Regions from separate parts of the Homo sapiens genome. Here region 1 is linked to region 2. Evidence: chromatin contacts called from ENCODE Hi-C or POLR2A ChIA-PET data. All regions are on one chromosome and are shown on one strand. The core of a region is the stretch at or near the end of the contact, and the rest is flanking DNA. Distances in the headings are between cores, read along the strand shown.

Region 1 (5,962 bases), core at 862-3,361, 41 kb before region 2:
AAAGGAAATCCATCTTACAGTATTAGTCACCAAGATGGGTGTGAAGACAACGGGCTATAAACCAAACTCGGCTCCATCTCCAAGACCAAAGAACAGTCTCTAACAAACTGCTTTGAATTTTAAGAATTAGCAATAATGCTGGCAAACCGGTTTCCTTTTCTTAAAAAATGAAATAATAATAATTTGTTTAAAACCTCCAAATTGACTCCTAATGTTACCACCAAATAAAGAACATGGGCTGAGACTTCAAGCAAAAGCCAGGATGTTCAAAAGCCAGAGAAAAACACTTAGCTATGAAAAAATAAAAATATGAGTTGGAAATAAAATCCCAGGGAAGCAAATTTGGTGTGCACTAGAGGTCTTGCATTCTACCAGCAAAAGCAGGCAGTGGTGGGAGGCAGCAGGGGCGGGAGGGTTGGGGAGTCAGGAGTGGGAGCAGGTTGTGTGGAATCTGGTGGAGTGTTTCACACTTTGAAATCAAAGAAATGGGCATGTGTAAGTGCCTGCTCTTCCTATATGACTGTCCCTCTTTGTGGCAGAGTTGTGATTAAATAATCTCCCTCTTATCATGGCCTTTGATCTCATAATCCCCTTTTCCCACACTATTAAGATACCCCATGTGTCAGCAATTCAACTTTGCGTGCTGGAACTTTATTTTTTATTTTTTTTTTTTTGCCCACACCTGCCCACACATCAGTGTCTCTGCTTTGCTTTATGCTTTGTCCATCTTGCAATGTTTTCATTAGGTGGGAGCCGTGGCGAAGGCCAGCTGCCACCCCCACATGGGGAACTCAAGCCAGCATCCCTCCTCCATGGGGCTGGAGAGGGATCACAGAAGCAAGAGGCTCCCAAGGGCTCCAGGCCTCCCTGAGAGGGAAAGTGCTGACCCAAGGGAAGGGGAAGTTCACTTGCTTAGCAGTTCTCAGGAACAGACTTTGTGTGTGTTTCACTCCTGAGCAAATGCTACTGATAGCAGCTTACTGGGGAGTTTGGCCCAAGAAGACACCGCCTACTTGTCTTTTGTGTTTAGCAACCATTTCCACTGGGTTTGCACCACTGCCCCTTTCAATCCCACCTTCTGAGTCCCATCTAAGACATCTGAACTGGCAGTCTACAATGCAAGGCCCTGGCCTGGAAATCACCTGGCAATTTCCCACCAGCCGCCTAAGGAGAAAAGAGCAGGATTCTGGAATCCAGGTTCAAATCAGCCTCACCAGGATTCTTCACAACCTTGAGCCTCAGTTTCCTCCTCTCTAAAATGAAGACTCAGTGTCTTCCTCACATGTCTTTTGTGCTAGGCTTGAATGAGAGAATAACGATACCTTTCTTAGCAAGCACTATGTGTTGAGCCTGTATGTGCATTATCTCATGAAGTTCTCACAGCACAGCCTGGCACACAATGCGTGATAGACACACAAGAAAATTATGGTTGCAAGGGAAAAAAAAAAAGAAGAAGAAGAAGCCTGGGCTCAGTGGCTCACACCTATAATCCCAGCACTTTGGGAGGCCAAGGCGGGTGGATCACTTGAGGTGAGGAGTTTGAGACCAGCCTGGCCAACATGTTGAAACCCCATCTCTACTAAAAATACAAAAATCACTCGGGCGTGGTGGCAGGCACCTGTAATCTCAGCTACTCTGGAGGCTGAGGCAAGAGAATCACTTGAACCCTGGAGGCAGAGGTTGCAGTGAGCTAAGATCACGCCATTGCACTATAGCCTGGGCAATAAGAGCAAGACTCCAACTCAAAAGAAAAGAAATCTTCCCCAAAGACACCAAGTTAATAAGCTGCAGAGCTTGAAGTACTAACCACTTCTATGTTAGCAGTGTTTGTGCTTTAACCACAATTCTAGTCTTCTGCCTGGAGATAATATTGCCAGATTTAACAACAATAACAACAACAACAACAAAAAATACCGGATGCCCAACTACGTTTGAGATTCAGATAAACAACAAAATTTTTTGGTCTAGGTATGAACCATGCAATATTTAAAAATTATTTGTTGTTTATCTGAAATGCAAATGTAGTTGAGTGTCCTGTACTTTATCTTGCAACTCTACCTGGAGATCAACTTTACAAATGCAGTTTGAAAACAGTGAAGTGCTCACTTATATGAGGAATCTAAAATAGTCTTACTAGGGGCTGGGAGGAGGGGGAACTGGAGAAGTGTTGATCAAAAGATACATGGTTTCAGTTATGCAAGATGAGTAAATCCTAGAGAGCTACTGTACGACACAGTGCATATAGTTAACAATACTATATTATACACTTAAACATTTGTTAAGAGGGTAGATCTTATGTTAAATATCCTTATTGTAGAAAAAAGGAGAGAGGAAACTTTTAGAGGCAGTGGTTAAGTTTATGGCATTGTTTGTGGTGGTGGTTTCGGGGGTATATACTTATCTTCAAGCTCATCAAGGCATTGAGTCAGCCCTCCATATCCACGGGTTCCACATCCTCAGATTCATCCAACCACCTGCCAAAAATTTTTGGGAAAAAAAGCAATAAAAAATAACAATACAGCAATTTTAAAATACAAATTTAAAAATATGCTATATTTATATCTATTTACATAGCATTTACATTGTAATAGGTATTATATGTAATCTAGAGATGATTTAAAGTATGCAGGAGGATGTGAATAGGTGATATGCAAATACCACATTGTTTTATATAGGGGACTTGGGCATCCCCAGATTTTGGTCTCTGTAGTGGTCCTGGAACCAATCCCCCAAGGATACCGAGGGATAACTGTGTACATTAAATATTTATAGCTTTTTTGTATGTTAGTCATACCTTAATTTAAAAACTATTTTAAAAGAAAGTAAGAAAATAAAAATGGTGGGCCAGGTGCAGTGGCTCATGCCTGTAATCCCAGCACTTTGGGAGGCTGAGGCCAGTGGATCACCTGAGGTCAGGAGTTCAAGACCAGCCCGACCAACATGATGAAACCCCATCCCTATTAAAAATACAAAAATTACCCAGGCGTGGTAGCCCTTGCCTGTAATCCCAGCTACTCAGGAGGCTGAGACAGGAGAATCGCTTAAACCCAGGAAGCAGAGGTTGCAGTGAGCCAAGATCACACCATTGCACTCCAGCCTGGGCAACAAGAGTGAAACTCCATCTCAAAAAAAAAAAAAAGAAAAAGAAAAGAAAAGAAAAGAAAATGAAAATGAAAATGGTGGAGTGCTACACAAAGTAAAGCTCTTTTGTTTTTAGTCATAACCCCAGTTCTAATTGGTAATGGGCAGGAGTTCCCAGCCCCAGTAGCTTTCATGGCCCATGTGGAGATCAGATAAGCTCTAAGCATATGAAACACTTGGATAAAGTTAATCAGGGTAACAAGCTAACCAAGTTAATCAGGGTAATAAGCTTAACCACCCACAAGTCCTCTCCCCACCACCACGAACACCTCCCTTCCCAATGGCTGGGAGATTTTTTTCTGGGACCTCTTCTCCTTCCCTCACCACTTAAATAGCTAAACAACAAAGTTTCACCGGCTACATTTCTGGCTACTGCATGCCAGTTTAGTAAGAGATCCTGAGGAATTTTAATGTGCAGATATGGGGCCTACCCTCAAGGCTTCACTTTGTCATTGAAGAGACAGTGTACAATTAAGTGTCGAAGCACAATGAGACAGCTCCATTTTACCAACACCTCATTCTCATCAGGCACTACCCTAGGTGATCTTGTAGAATGCTCCCAGCACCTGGTCCAGGAATCACCCACAGCCAGCCGCCATCGAGGCAGCTGGAAACCTCCAGAGAGCTCCCATCCTACTGCTGTCAGAGATGCCAGGCGAGGCCCTGATTTCTTATCTGATGGATAATTAATGTTACCAATTTGAGTATATTAGGATAAGAGGCCCTACCCTTTCCCATCTCACTTCCTCATAGAAATCTCCTACGACTGATCAAGATGGTCATGCCTCAGTTCAAACTGGACAGGGTCTTAGAATGTGACCTCTCTTGGGACACACCCTATCCCCAGAATAAGAACAGAAAATGGCTCTATTATTCCTCATTTGTGGACAGAGAGGAGAAAACAGTGTCCGAGTTTCCTTTCCCTAATGCAGGTTTGAGCTTCTACCAGCAGGGTCAGCCTCCACCTCCCAGACCACTTGCACCTAGACTTTCACTTCCACCTGGCTAGCAGCTGCCCTGCCCTACAGACTCATGCTCTGCCTTTTTCTTGTTATAGATGCCTAATCTTTTCTCATTTTTCTCCACAATTCCAGTTGATAACTGTAATCAACCTTCTCTCACTGTAGAAGAGGTCTGAGGTAATGTAATCCCCTGCTTTCATAAGCAGTGGAAGGACAGGATTCAAGGAGAGTTTTCCAACATCTAAGAAAAACAGAGCAGAATATAGCAAGGACAAAGGAGCCACGCTATTTCCAATTTCCCACGTGGCTTCTTCCAACTCAGCCTCTGGGAACACTGGGAGCATTATGCCTACACACTTAACTGTATTAGGACAGCCAGCCTTTCTAAGAATGGTTTCTGCTCATGCAATTCCAAGAAGTTTCTCTCCCTTTTCCTGTTTCTCAACCTGGCCTCAATTCATCTCTTACTTAGGGAGTGCAAAGGAACCCTTTGCAAGATGAGCTGAACCAAGGGACCAGAAAGATGCCCACCTCAGGTGCTGCTTGTATTGGGTAAGGCTTTGGAACCATCTCACTTATGGTCCAGATTTGACATCTTGGATAACTGAATCCAAGAAACACGTAAACAAGATCTGACTGGACCTGCATGTCTTTGTCTATCATCCTTTCTTCATTTTCTGGAATGTGTCATTCATTACCTCCATGCTAAGAATTATATCTACTTTTAGTCTCAAAGTCTTCTGTGTTTCTTAAGGGATGCTCGATATAACCTTTTTTTTTTTTTTTTTAGCTTGCTATTTCAAGGCTTCATTCTACACCACTAACTTGTGGTTAAAAGAACTGTTTTTGTGGTTGTTTCTGTATTATCTGTTTGGGTTTTTTTGTTTGTTTGTTTTTTGTTTGTTTCTTGTTTTTTGTTGCTATCATTAAAGGAATTCTAGCATCCTAACTTTGATTCCAATATCTGATATGTGACCTCATTCTTATCTTTCTGCCTCTAATATTTCCTTTTCCTCACCTAGAATACTCCATGTTGCCTCGGGTCTCTCTGAAATTCCTACCTTTGCTCACATTACTTCCCAAATCCCCCATTACTGTTCCCTTAGTTGTGAGTTCCCAAATAAAAAGGTCAGTAAGATTGTTTCCCTCAAAATGAGATACACTCAACCCATTCCTTTTCACAATTTTCATGGTGAAACTCAACTTCAAACTCAACTTAAAAATCAAACTGTTTTGGGAATTTTTCTTTCAGTCGTCAGCCCATGCCAATCACGTCTGTGCTCTTTACAAATGGATGGCTAGCCTCGCCTCACAGTAACTTCCCTTTCAAATCCTGCTCCCAAAAACATTTTCTCCCTGTCAGCTTGCCACTGACTCTCTGCAAATCATCCTGTGATCTCATGTAGAAAGGACATGATACACAAATAAATTTTAGTATCCTATGCTTGGGGGTTATAACTGAAAATAGCTTGGTAGTCAGGAAAAAAATGATGTGTGCATAGCACAAATATATATTTCTATGTGTGTATACATATATATGATGCTACATATATATGATGCACATGTCAATCATCTTAAATCCAATATGACAATTTGCAAAATAAAACACAACTTCTCCTCAAACGTCCAGGATCTTTAAGTTGAAACAAGTGCTTCATGGATGATAAAGCTATTTAAAACCTGAATTATCCTTCATCTATCTGTAGACAACAACATCCTGTTTAGTACCCAACCTCAATAATCATCACTTATGATATTATTACCAGGGCTGCCGCTTATGGAAGGTAACTACATGCCAGCACTCTGCCAAGCAGTGCAAGCATCTGAACTCTTCATTCTCACAAAAACCCCATACGGTA
Region 2 (5,173 bases), core at 328-2,827:
GCACGTGCCCTACTTACAGCTCCAACGTGTGAGGAGAGGCCCTGCACTCTCACTTCCTCAGACACATTTTTAGAGAATCATCTGAGCCCCGGGGGCAACGATGCAAGTTTCCATCTGTGGTATGCCAGGCCTCCCATCACCTCAGCCTTTCAACTTGGTGGGAGAGAAAATATCATGGGCTAGGAATCAGGAGACTTGGATTTCCTGCAGCTGTGTCCCCAACTTGCTGTGCAACCCTCAACAAGACACTCATCCTCTCCAAGCCTCGTTCTTCTCATCTTTAGAATGAGGAGATGGCCCAGGTGATCTTCCAGGGATCTGCCCACACCAGCACGGCCCTCAGCCAGTCCCTTCCAGCCTCAGCTGTGCAGACATTGTGTGCTATGGGGATGAGGGCCACTTTGCACCCAGGAAGGCACCTGCACTCCCCCTGGACCTGTGCCCATTAGCGTGTTGATCCCAGCTAAAATGGCACAGCCTTGCCACAGTCACACAACATTGCATGAGCATCTTGGGGCAACAATTCTTTCCCCTGGGGCCACAGGCCCGGGCCCCAGAGGCAGCTGCCTGCCCGAAGCAAGACTTAGCCTTTCCTGGTAAGTCAAGAGAAGCCTAAGTGAGGTCTCCTTGATGATCCAGATATGGATCCCATGACACCTAAGGACACATCTAGGGAGGCTAGACTACCCACCGATGTAGGCTTCAAGGCCAGCACTGCTCTCACTCACATCCTTGAAGCAGGTGGCACCAGAATGGGGAATTGTGTGGTTCCCAAGAGCCTCTGTGGGGGAATTCCTCTCCATTCCTCTCTGCCCGACTGCCCTCCTCACCTGCTTCCACCTGCTGTTAGAAACAGGAGAGATGTGACCTGGAAGGCACCTCCAAGACCATCTGGTCCACCCTCTTTGTCTACAGATTCAGAAACTGAGTCCAGAGAGAGGAAGTCACTCACTTGGGGCATGCAGCTGCCTGAGTGAGGAAACAGTCTTCAATGGCAAGCCACTCAACACGTCTCAGAGAAGCCAGCCAGGGCTCCCTTCCCCCTTCTGGAGGCCGCGTCCGCACGTCCACAGTGCAGCAGGTGCCCAGCCAAGACTCTCGACTCAGGGAACAGGGTGGGAAAGCTTCTCAGGGGGAGCAGCCAGGAACACCGGGTGGTTGACTCAGTTCTCTGCACCAGTGGCGAAGGCTGGCTGCCAGCCTGCCTCTGGGGGCTTAATGTGGGTATAAACTTCTTGCAACTGTTGTAAGCAGGACAGGCAGGGAAGAGATGAAGGTGGCAGCGTTGTCTTCAGCTGACCAGTGTTCAGGCTGGAACTGGGAGTCGGGCCTGAATTCAGACCACAAAAAAAAGCTATTGTTAGGAGCCCCGTTCCCTATTAGGGATAGAGATCAGAGCTTGTGGAATTTACTTCTATTGAGTGATCCCCACTTCTCTCTGCCTGTCTAAATCCTCTCTTCTTTGAAAAGCAGCTCAGAGCTGCCTCTTTCTTGAAGCCTTCCTTGCCTACGAACACCCCCATGCAGTCTCCATCCTCTGAACAGCTTGCAGCATTTCCTTCAGGAGGCATCAAGGAACTGGGCACCCGTCATGAGTTCTGGGCTGCCGCTTAGATTACGCATGTGCCTGAGGTCATGGGACCAAAGGCTGGGCGTCTTCAAGAGGAGCAGGATGTTCTACCCCTTTAGTGCCCTCCGCAGCCCACGGCCCAGCAGAATACATAAAAGGTGTGCAATAACAACTTACTTGCCTGTTGACTGATTCCAGTTCCTCCCCCCAAAGGACAGCGAAGCCAACCACACACTCTTGAAATGCTTGTTTCTCCTGTCAGACATCCCTCATGTCCCCATGCCAGCACCCCCAGGCAGTTCCACGGGGAGAGGAGTGTAAGGTGGCAGAGTTGCCGACTGGGCTTCTGGAACTGGCATCAGGCTTGAGGGTCGTTTCGGTGGACTCCACACTGCCTCACGGACCAGGTGCAGCACAGCTGGCTAGGACCCGTAAGTCCTGCCTTGCATCCTCCCTCCCATCATTACAGCAACACACACACACACACACACACACACACAATGTCCTCATGTTTTTCCCTCTTTGGCTGCCCCTGAAGCCTATTTCCACTCAACTCCTCCTCTATGGATATGTTCGGACATGTGTAATTTATCCCAGGGCCCTTTCGGACTGGAGTTAATCTCACATCCTAGTCTACACGCATCACCTGCCACCCAACTCGTCCCCCAGGGACTCCCTCCAGCTCTGGGAAAGGCCAGGTGACAGCAGCTCTCACACCGGCTCTGGTGTGGAGAGGGGTCAGAGTAAGTAAAACCAGAAACAGAGAAATAGCAGCAGTAAAAGCAAATGCCACTGTGTTGCTGGACCTCACGGAAGCCCCTGCCCACATTTAGAAAGATCCTATAATTTCCAGACCGTCCTGGTCAATAATAATCCGAGAGAAACCTTAATGTTTGATTTCTTCCTCGTTGTGATTTGTGGCTTGTGGAGCTCAAGATCTTTGAGGCCAAAATGGTGTTTTTGTTCATTAGGCAAAGTTGCAGGCCCAGGCAGCAGCGGCTTTCTCCAGTCTGCCCCCGCCTGGCCCCAGCTGAGGCTCAGGAAACCTCCTTGGCAACGGCTAAGGGTCTCACAGTGACATTAACCCAGCCACATTCCACACATGTAATATTCCCGAGTAGTACTTAAGCTTGTAAATCCATTTTTTATGATGCAGAATTGTACAGCATGTGCAACGCGATGCGGATGTGTTAACATCACCGTGAGAAACTTAACTTTTGAATATCCTTGTTTTGGGAGGTACACATTTTACAACTTCAGCAACATGTTACCAAACATTTCTTACACAGTTACTTCCATACAAGGTTCAAGGTGGTTGGTTATATTTAAATATAGAATTTCCCCCTACCTGATCACACTGAACAAATTAAAAATGGCTCAATTATTTGCATCAAGTTCTGGGTTTCTTACTGACGCCCTTGCTTCCCTATTGTAGCTTTGAAATTAGACTTTTAATTGTGCTTGTGAAACAAAAACACAGGAGGCCATTTTCATTGCAGAACAGAAAGTTACAGGCAAAGTTAAATGCACCTGCATTTCTTTCTTTGTTGGCTGGGGGTAGGGTAAGGAGGGAGGAGGAAGAGAAAGATTTCTATTTCAATGTCTCACTTCAGGTCAGAGATTAGAACTTCCAAGCTCTGTGTGAACAGGGCACCTGCTCACCTTCTCTGGGCTGTGATTTCCTGCTCCAGCACCAGCGTGCTTCAGCATTGACAGAGGAGAAAAACTTATCCAAGTGATTTGGGCAAATATATCTGATTATCACAAGCCCTATTCTCTTTCTGTTGGCACTGATCGGGAAATGTAATTCACCACCCTCCAGTGCCATAGTCCATGGAGTGGAAAATTCTAAATTCAAACCTGTTCCAGGTCAAAGATTCTTATGTCAAGGCAGAAGAATAGAGCACAGTTTAGCAACTGATTAGCTTCATTTATAAAGCTAATTGATTAGCTTTATTTGTTAATTGATTAGCTTTTATTTGGGTTAAACAATTTAGTCATGTGACAGGTGGATGTCCATTTCTACTCTTATTCTACTCTTCTCTTGATGGTCGGCTGGCTGACCAGTTCCCAAAACACACTCTTTGCTTCAGTCAGGATGGCAATCCCACAGACTCACTGTCTCATTCTTCAACTACACCACCTCCCGCCTAAGCCTCGTTCTTCTTGGCCCTTCCCCAGGATTGCTCTCCAACCCCTTCCCTCCATCTTTCCATCCTTCCAAGCCTCATTCAGCCCCAGTTCCTCTCTGAAGCTCCCCCTGATACCTTCCACCCCTCACAGACCTCCCTGCTCTCTACACACCTGTAGTGCTCCCAGCATATGCCACCAGCTTTGCCTTGTGGAATGACTGTTTTCATCACCTGGCGACTTGTACCAGCTTGTCTCTCCACTCTTGTAAACCTGTGGGAGGGCCCCTATCTCATGTGTCTGTGCATTCCAAAGAATGCCTAAGAGGGTGTTGCACTTAGAGCTGACACTTAATAAATACTTGCCTGTTTGGGGAGGAAAATTGCAATCAAAATTTTAAATGCACTTGGCCTCTAACCTACCAGTCCCTCTTCCAGGCATCTAGCCTATGGAAACACTAGCCCACTTATATAAAGATGTATGTTTAAATGAGTTTATACATGGAAAAGGTTTAGAATAGGACCCCACCCACAGTAAGCACATTATTCAGGATTAATGGTAGTTGTTGCTACTGCTATTGTTGAGAGGTTCACTGTAATATTGTTTATAATAGCAAAAATCTGGAGCAAACCCAAATGGCCAGAAGGAAGAGTATCGTTTTTGAAAATGATGCTACATCAGTATAATTGTAGGTACATTTTAAAAAGAATTAAATTTATATATACTGAAATGGGGAAATGTCCCCAGTATTAATGTTTATCAAAAAAGCAAACCACAGAACAACACTTATAGTATGATTTCATCTTTTTAAGAACTAGGTAGTAATATGTATATGCACTATACATATTCATGGCAGCAGCATAAAGTCATAACTAAGAGCACAGATTTAGGACTCAAAACACTTGGATATTGATCCTGGCTTCACTGCCTACTACCTACGTGAGCTCCAGAAAATTACTTAACATCTCAGTTTCCTTATCTCTCAAATGGGGAAAACAGTCATATTGCCTCAGAGGACTGGCACAGGGACTAAATGAGTTCATATATGTAAAGCACTTAGAATTGTGTCTGGCATGTCCAGATTCCCCAGTAAAGGTTAGTTCTTACCACTGTTATTATCTGAAAAGGAAAAAAGACTGAAAGGATATAAACCAAACTGTTAACAGTGGTTTCCTCTGGAGAGACAAATTAGGAGAAAAGGAAACCTTCTGGTTTGGTTTTGTTTTACCACAAGCAGGTATAACTTACATCATATAAAAATACCTCCTATTTGTCAGTAGCATGGCAGGTTTGATTCATAAGGACAAACTGCTACCTGAGATGTAATGTAAGACGTCAGGATGCAGGCCACAAGCCACGGCTTCCCCATTTCTAAATCCTGATTCTAATTCCAATCCACAGCCAGAAAATTAAAAAATAAAAGATGTTATCACCAGCTGCTGCCCCACGCATACTCTGCAACCCCACAACATG

Evidence for each region. Hi-C counts contacts between places; a loop is a spot of excess contacts on that map. ChIA-PET counts read pairs that join two places held with the same protein, here RNA polymerase II (POLR2A). Pooled maps may share reads with other maps.
Region 1: a map with no recorded cell type shows a loop between it and region 2 (5-fold over the local background). The contact joins two enhancer-like sites. A Hi-C loop is called at or near these places in 2 of 168 maps with a recorded cell type or tissue (B cell and OCI-LY7), 33 of 37 single-sample maps with no recorded cell type and 7 of 50 pooled maps. POLR2A ChIA-PET finds 5 or more read pairs at or near these places in 6 of 52 experiments (B cell, GM12878, H1 and 3 more).

Annotation. Positions count from the first base shown.
Region 1 is chr2:60,309,545-60,315,506 of GRCh38, forward strand. No RefSeq gene overlaps it. Among named protein-coding and RNA genes, the nearest start is that of MIR4432, 75 kb to the right of the region's middle. RefSeq lists an enhancer at 1,673-1,742. Within about 2 kb of position 2,112, at least 2 of the 41 ENCODE cell types and tissues checked have a DNase peak (open chromatin) inside an H3K27ac peak, as active enhancers do; they include GM12878 and OCI-LY7, where a contact is called at or near this core.
Region 2 is chr2:60,350,979-60,356,151 of GRCh38, forward strand. No RefSeq gene overlaps it. Among named protein-coding and RNA genes, the nearest start is that of MIR4432, 34 kb to the right of the region's middle. RefSeq lists enhancers at 624-703, 1,474-1,973, 2,454-2,533, 2,674-2,723. Within about 2 kb of position 1,578, at least 5 of the 41 ENCODE cell types and tissues checked have a DNase peak (open chromatin) inside an H3K27ac peak, as active enhancers do; they include GM12878 and OCI-LY7, where a contact is called at or near this core.